3 separate regions of the Homo sapiens genome follow, and regions 1 and 2 are each linked to region 3. The links are chromatin loops, found by intact Hi-C in ENCODE. Cell type or tissue: gastrocnemius medialis. All regions are shown on one strand.

What was found. Peaks named below come from ENCODE experiments on the same cell type or tissue, not always from the same donor. Only the 100,000 strongest peaks of a DNase experiment are listed, where the experiment ranks them.
Region 1: it touches region 3 in a loop (2.3-fold over the local background); 7 of 110 quality-filtered maps call a loop at or near these places.
Region 2: a loop joins it to region 3, with 5 times the contacts of the local background. A loop is called at or near these places in 6 of 110 quality-filtered maps.

The regions. Positions count from the first base shown.
Region 1 is chr2:47,068,378-47,070,877 of GRCh38, forward strand. All of the region lies in intron 19 of TTC7A (tetratricopeptide repeat domain 7A), which reads left to right. Among named protein-coding and RNA genes, the nearest start is that of STPG4, 86 kb to the right of the region's middle. RefSeq lists enhancers at 259-2,500, 1,018-1,874. In gastrocnemius medialis, no CTCF peak of the experiment used is centred here; a DNase peak (open chromatin) is centred at 1,434; H3K27ac peaks cover 2,500 bases.
Region 2 is chr2:47,014,041-47,016,540 of GRCh38, forward strand. The region is part of intron 11 of TTC7A (tetratricopeptide repeat domain 7A); the gene reads left to right. Among named protein-coding and RNA genes, the nearest start is that of TTC7A, 74 kb to the left of the region's middle. In gastrocnemius medialis, a CTCF peak has its summit at 1,389 (motif pointing right); DNase peaks (open chromatin) are centred at 861, 1,066 and 1,401; H3K27ac peaks cover 2,412 bases.
Region 3 is chr2:47,271,189-47,273,688 of GRCh38, forward strand. The region is part of intron 3 of EPCAM-DT (EPCAM divergent transcript); the gene reads right to left. Among named protein-coding and RNA genes, the nearest start is that of BCYRN1, 63 kb to the right of the region's middle. RefSeq lists a silencer at 1,276-1,455. In gastrocnemius medialis, a CTCF peak has its summit at 1,373 (motif pointing left); a DNase peak (open chromatin) is centred at 1,353; H3K4me3 peaks cover 763 bases; H3K27ac peaks cover 2,177 bases.

The sequences.
Region 1 (2,500 bases), 200 kb before region 3:
CATTTCCGGAGCTGTGGCAGGTGGCTTAGAGGGGTCTAGGCCATGAGAGGACATGGAATCTTGCTTCTGCTTGGCAGGAAAGTTCAATAGGAGCGTCTTGGCTCTGTGACCTCTGATGAGATGATTTTATTGTGAGCTTTCTGTTCACCCCTCGCCAGTGCTGCCTGAGGTCACATTCCCTGATGGGAAAGTAGAGGAGACGAAAGTAGAGGGTTCTGCAGGCCCATGGTGTGGGGGGTATGAGGGTGTGTCCCCCAGCACCTGCTCAGTGGGGATCAGAGGCCCCTCCCTACCCACCTTATCCCTGGGCTGGCACAGCCCCACACACACACCCTGAGCCCTGGCTCAGGACTCTGGGAAAACCTTAAGCTGATATAGGCTCCTGAAGTCCATCACCAACCCTGATGAGGAAGCCTGTCATAGATTCAGATCAGAATGATACTTGAGCACTGCTGGCTTAATTAAGCTCCAGAATCAATTTTTTCAAAAAAAAAAAAAAAAAAAAAAAAAGAAAGACTCACCCTACATGGAGAGAGAAGGTAATGCGGCCCTTTCTCCCTGTCCAGCAGCCCCCTCCCCAAACTGTCCTTTACTGTGCCTTTGGCTGTACCTCCTGCCCAGAGAGGGGACCTTCTGTGACTGGGCCCCCTTCTCACTCCCCATCACGGGGACTCACTTCTAGAACCCGGGATCCAGAGGCCTAGCCACAGCCTCTTGACTGACCTGGAGGGCTGGGCCAGGCAGTGCTCCAGGATGGGTAGAGGCCCCTACAGACCTAGAACCTGATACCAGCCCAGGAAGGGGAGGAGAAAAGGCCCAGCCACTGGCCAGAGGAGACGGCTGGCAAGGAAGTCAATTTCTTGGAGGTTCGTCAGGCTGCAGAGTCCCCCAGGATGTGACCCATCGGGCCCCTGGCCGCTGGTCCCTGCCCCTCTGAAAACAGACAACCCTTAGCCCCAGCTGAAGAGGCCTACTGGTGTTCTTCTACATCTCACTTGTAAAGGACCCCAGAAGAGAAAGGGACAGGTACTCACTACCCCAGGAGACCCCCACCTAGGTTGGGCTCCTTGTGAGTCTGGGCTCTTCTCAGCAGGAGCCTCTTCTTTTGAGGCCCAGGGGGCTCTGGGGTGAACACATCCCACCCCAGCACTGGGTGGGGCTGGAAGGGTTTGCTCCCCTCCCCACATCAGGGAAGTAGGACCCTGTGGCTTTGGAGCTGCCCTGGCTCCAGGAGGCCTGTGGTGATGGGAGTGGGAGGTTTTCAGCCTGGAGAGGCGCCTCCCTCCCTCCCGTTCCAGGTCTGGTTGGACAGGTTGAGGCTGACACACCTGAGAGAATCCGGAATGCCAGAGAGCCTGGAGCTGGGCTGGAATGCCAGCCTCCCTGGAAGGGTGTGTCTATGTTCCAGGGTGGCGTTAGGGAGGGCCCTTTCTGTAGAGCAGGCTCCTCCCAGCAGCCCTGGTGTCCCCAAACGCAGGCTCCAGGGACCAGAAGGCTCCTGCAGCTTCCAGCTGATTCCTGGCTTCCCAGCTGGAAAGGCTGTTACAGAATCCCAGGAATGTGCCCTGAGCTCAGAAAGAAAATTCCCAAAATAACTTCTATAAATACTTGAGGGCAGGGGTGGGGAGGGAGGGCTCAGCCTGGCCCACAGCTGGCCTAGCGCCAAGGCTGCTTCCCAGGGCAGGCCCCCCTCAAAGGAAGAAGAAGCATGCACACCCCTAGACCTTTGTGCTGCTCTGCCCTTGGAGGGCATCATCAGGCACTGAACTTATGGGCTGGGATGGTGTGCAGTGGAATTCTGAAAAGGCAAGGCCCTTTTCCCCTCATCCCCTCCCAGGCCACAGCCCCTGGCCACACACTGTGCCTCTGCAGATGACCTGGGTCCCACAGGGAGGCTCCCCACTGAGTGTGAGCCCAGACCCTAGCAAGACCTTAGGCCCCTTAGGTTCTGCACCTGCGTGGCCGTAAGAGGCAGGGCTTGCCAAGCTCCACGTGGGCAGCATCCCTGATCGGAGGTCCACATCTGTGTGTGTGTGGGTGTCTCTGGGTTCCCTGGCTCTGCATTTGGGCTACATCCTGAGCTCTGAGCCTTGTTGAGCTGCTGTCCTTTGGGGAATAACAAAGCAGGCAGGAGGCTGGGGCGCTGTCCCTCTCAGCCTGGGGAGGGGCAGGACAGGGATCACATCCATGAGCCCCACAGTAACTAAGCGTGACCTTGAGGCGGTTGTGTGGTCAGGAGGAGCTCCGCCCTCAGGGAAGGCTTCCTGGGAGAGCAGAGTCTCGAGCACTTGAGATGTGGCCACACATCCCCACTCCCTGAGATCCAGGAAGGGAGAGAAGGAGGGTCCTGAGGTGGGAATTTCTGGGGACTTCCCCCAGAGCCCTGCACCTCCCTGGAATCATGTCTGTGGCTATAACCAGCCCAAAGCGCCCCCTTGGAGGTACGATGTCTGATCACCATAAACAACTTGGACATCACTTTCGAATCCCTGTGGGCTGG
Region 2 (2,500 bases), 260 kb before region 3:
GTGCAGGAATTATCTGTCTCTTCTTTGAAACCCCAGCCCAGGGTTCAATGCCTGGTGCTCGCTGGATGGATCCTTCTTGCCGATGGACACATTCACTTGGCAATGAATTCTGTCTTATGTGGTGCATGACTTCCCAACTAGGTGGGGAACTTGCTCACTTGCCATGTCTTGCACTCTGACCCCCTCTCCCCCACAGGAAGCCTACATATAGTAGGTGCTATACTAGTAACTGACGAAGCGACACACATCCCAACCTGCCAGGAAGGGACCAGATGAGGGATCTGTATTTGGTTTGGGGGTTCTCCCAGCACTCTGCACCTAATTCTTGCTCCCTAGGTGGCACTGTAAAGAGAGCAGGCTGTGGGATATCCAAGGGTTCTGAGAAGGGAGGCAACAAGCTCCCCACAAATTTCGTGTTTGAGCCCCTTTTTCTCAAGGACTGGAAACTGGCCCCATCCTTCTGCTGGGTTCCTGCCTCACCATCCCTAGTTCTACAGGGAGGCCCAGAGTGGGTCAGCCCTGTACTCTCTGTTCCTGAGGCTCACAGTGAAAAGAATGGGTCTGCCTGGCAGGCAGGGGGTGTTCGTGCATGAGACAGGGCACAGATCCCAAAAGGCGGCTCACACCCCCTTCGTCTCCTGCCTTCGCAGTTATTCTGGCTCACGTCAGCCCCCAGCAGGCCCAGCCAAGCCCCATGAGCAGGGGACAGAAATCTGGGGGTGGTCAATTTGGCCTGGGTTGCAGAAAGGGAGGCTGAAACTAGGACATTTGGAAAACGAGTTGTGCTGGGTGAAGCTGGACTGGGTGGCCATGTGCCCAGAGGCGGAGCACCTGCTCTTCCCACATCCTGTCCTCATGCCCAGAGCCACTGTTGGACACCCCATACCGGGTCTGGGTCTGAGAGCAAGGTTGTGTCTTGGGGATTGTGGCAGGCAGAGGGACGTGCATGGTCACGTGCTGGCTGGCTGATTCGGGGGTTTGCACCAGGGTGGGAGTAGCTGAGCAGGTTTGGGTTTGGAATGGGAGAGCACTGACCCTGGGGCTTATCTTGAAGTTCCCCTTGGTGAGGGAGGGCTTCCCAGGCTCTGACTCAGTGACGCCAGCACTGAAATCAGAGAGGCCTGCATGGCAGCCTTCTGCCTTGGCATGCCCAGCCTCCTGCCAGGGTCCCTATTTTTGCAGCAGAAGGAAAGAGAGATGTAAATATTTTTTTGTATCCCTCCAATTATTTAAAATTCATTTAACTTAAAAAGTTGAAACCTTTACAGGAGGCAAAGAGGAAAGGCTATGCATGTGTGGTGTCACACAGACAGCAGAGGAGTTGCAAAATGGAAACAGGGCATGCTTATCTTTGGAAAGGTCTCTGATGCCATCTCTCACCTCCTTCCTGAGGAGGGCAGCAGGGGGTAGTGGAAAAGTGCATAGGCTTTGGAGGCAGAGATGGTAGAGTTCAAATTTCTGCCTACCCATGTACTCCCACTTACTAGCTGTGTGACTTTGAGGGAGTAATTTACCCTGTCTGTGCCTCGGTTTCCTCATCTGTAGCCTGGAAACAATCATGTCCGCCATTATGGGGTAGCTGTGAATATCAGAGATGACATGAAGAGTGCCCCTGCTTAGCACACTGCGGGTACCTGCATGGTTGCTATCACCGTTACAGCCCCTTGAAAATAGCAGGCACACAAAAAGGATGCGCCTTGATGTTTTTGACTTCATTTTTCAAATTCAGGGGTGGGCAGAGCCAGGAAGATGGATTAAGTGTTGATGAGGCAGGGGAGAAAGAATGCCAGCCCTCCTGCCACCAGCTTGTAGAAATTGGAAAGAGTGCCTACTACTCCTCCCAGGGAGAAAAAAAGGGGATTTTTCAGTAGAGCAGCTAACAGCAGGTTCCGGGCTCGTGGGAAGGAACTAAGGAGAAACTGGAGGTGCTGTTAAAAACTCTGCGGGCTCAGAAACGAACTTTCTGTAGTTCCCAGAAAGAGAGGAACGAGGGTGAAGATTCCGAGGGCAAACCTTTTTGGCTCACTGCAAGGTGAGGTAACCCTTGAAATGGAAGGCAGTCCTGGGCATTAGCAGAGTGTGTGAGCAAGAAGCCAGTCTGTGTAGGGACCAAATTCGAAACACTGGAGAGACAGAGGAACTTGTAAAGTCACAGGAAATTTTCCCTTACTTATGTAACACAAAAACAAAGGATCAAAACATTATGTCCTTCAATGCATCCTTTTCCAAAGGGTCAGAGAGGAGAAAAATGAAACCCTCCAGAGGGTAGCTGTGAATCAGCATCAGGAGACTGGGGTTGGAAACAGTTCTGCTACTTCCTAGACAGGTGACCTTGGATAGGTCGCTTCAGCTCAGCTCCCTGTGCCCTCAGCGCCTTCTGCTGTGAAACACCAATGCCATCAGGTAGCTGTGGTGCTGTGAAAATGCCAGGGGAGCCCCTAATCACTCTAGAATTGCAGAGGACTAGGCAGGGAAAGATCTTCACCTGGGTTTTAGTGGC
Region 3 (2,500 bases):
CTTATATAGCATCTTCAACAAAAAACAATGCAATTTTAGAGAAGTGACAAGACAAAAGCAATGGACCTTGAGTCCCTAGGGGTGGCAATTGTGGAAAGACAAATAACTGAACAAAATAATGGTAGATAAAGGCTAGTTAGCAAAGCTTTTTATGCAGATTCCTCTGGTGCTGTCTCCAGGCTGATAGAGGTCTAAGGCCGTCTTCTGTGATCAACCTTTGTCCTTCCTGATTGAGAGGGAAGGAGGGACACCCTTGTAAATTTATATCCGGCTTTTAGGCAAATAGGGGGAGGGCAGAGAGTTTTTCATGTTTCTGCTTCTTCTCAACTGCCTTCAGCTCAAAATAATCCTTGTGCCCAAGTGGCATATTTTAGGGCCGTGTATTCGGCTACCCTTCATAGGGTGGGGCAAGACCATGCAGAACATTGAAAGCTAGGATAAGAGATTTGGATCAAGTACTAGCAAGGGCATTGGAACAGTGGCAGAAGTGAAAGGGAACGTGTGAGGTGTGGGAAGATGGAGGGAGAGGGCTCCAGGTAAGTATCATAGCAACAGGAGCATGGCAAAGCCTGCTGGTCCCCTGGGACCCATCAGGGCTGGCCAGAGCTGGGTCTTAGGCAAACAGACAAACAGATCCCTAGATCACTTTCCATTTCTTTTTCTTTTCTTTCTTTTCTTTTTTTTTTTTTAAGCAACGGGGACTGGCTATGTTGCCCAGGCTGGTCTCCAACTCGCAGCCTCAAGCAATGCCACCATGGGCTACCGTGCCTGGACTACTCTCCATTTCTTTCTTTCATTCATACAAATAATGATTGGCTCTATCACCAGCCAGAGCCTGCAGAAGTAAACAGGGCAGATGCCTTCCCACATTCCCCAGGGGCCCTGGACTCTACTCTAGGCCCCCATCCCAGCGCCCAGGCCTAAGGCTTGAGGCTACCGAGGCCTAAGGCAATGGCTGGGGGTGAAATCAGCTATGGCTTCTCATTTGCAGCTTCCCTGTACAAAACCGCTAATCTTCACTCCCGGGTTCCGGGCCCACGTCCTCCAGACCATGCCCCTCACCCCCGGCCACCACCCTCCCCGACTGACCACACCTGGAAGGGAAGGAAGGGTGGGGGTGGCCTGCAGAGGGTGTGGCGAGATCTGGACGGCCTGGGGGCGGGGGACTAAGTTGACCGGAAATGGGGCTAGGCCGCGGCCAGGGACGGCAGCAGATGATGGTTGAGGAGTGGCCTAGGAAGGCCTCCCTGACGGCGCCCACACACGCCCCGCGGCACCGCGAACACGGCTGACAGGGCAGTTGGGCAGCGAGGTAGTCGGGAAAGAGCAGGGGGAGCCCAGCGGCTCCGTTGCGCCCTCTGTCGGCCGCCAGCCTCCATTGCACGCGGCGCCGCCCACCTGCGCACTGGGACCCCGGCCCTGGGCCGACCAGGAACCCCTTGCGCCCGCGCCAGCTCGAGCCCTGTTGCACCTGTCGTGGTCACCGCAAGCCTCTCTGGGAGAAGGCAGGTGGGAATGGGAGCCTTTTTTGTAATGGGAATAGAAGCATTCTCGGAAGTCTCCTCCCCAAGGGCACTTAGGAGCCAGCATTACCCAGTGCCTGCAATTCCACCGTTAGACATTCCCTTCTTTGGAGGGGTGGAGAGGCGATGTCTTCAACTCTTATTGGTTATTACGGTAAGGATTTACCAAATGTGCCTAGGAGAGAGCCTGGAGGGGGTGAGTAGTCTAAATCATTCATTCTGTCCCTGAGCCAGGCTTTCATTAGCACTCATTTGCCAAGGCCGTTCTGAAGGTGACCCAGCACCAACAGCCATGCTGTCCAACTGCCAGGGTCGCGAAAGGCTGGTTTCTCTTGCGGTGATTTGCCTTTTATTAATCACCGGATAGCTGAGCCTTCCTCTTCCAGGAAGTCTGCCTTGACTTTTGGGGGTAAACTCCTGTTACAAGCCAGGGTTCTCTGTTTATTTCCCACGAGATTTGCCTGGTATCACCAGAGTCCAGGCTCGTTCAGTGCCCGGGTCAGAAAGCCCCCATCAGCTGGGACACTTCTCTAAGGGAAAAGGAGAAGGGGAACATAGAGTTAAGGGAGCAGACTCGCCCATTTCCTGCCGTCAAGGTCAAGGACACACTCCCCAAGGGCTGGTTGCCTTGGCCTCACATTACTGATGACCTTGATGACCTTGTGAACACCCACCATCTGTTTCCAGAGAGTATCCAGGAGGTCCCATAAGATTGTGAATGCTCTAAAACTTAAGTTAGATGGTCTTCTCTGCTCAGATCCCTGCAATGGTTCCCCACGCCACTTGGAGTAAAAGCTGAGCCTTAGCCTGCATGGCCCTAAGCACTTGGAGCTAAGCTCCTATCGCTGTTCTTGCCACTCACTTCCCTATGGCCATATCGGCCCCATGCTGTTCTTTAAGCACACCAGACACACTCCCACCTCGGGGCTTTTACACTCACTGTTCCCTCTGCCTAGAAGGTCACTTCCCGACACCCC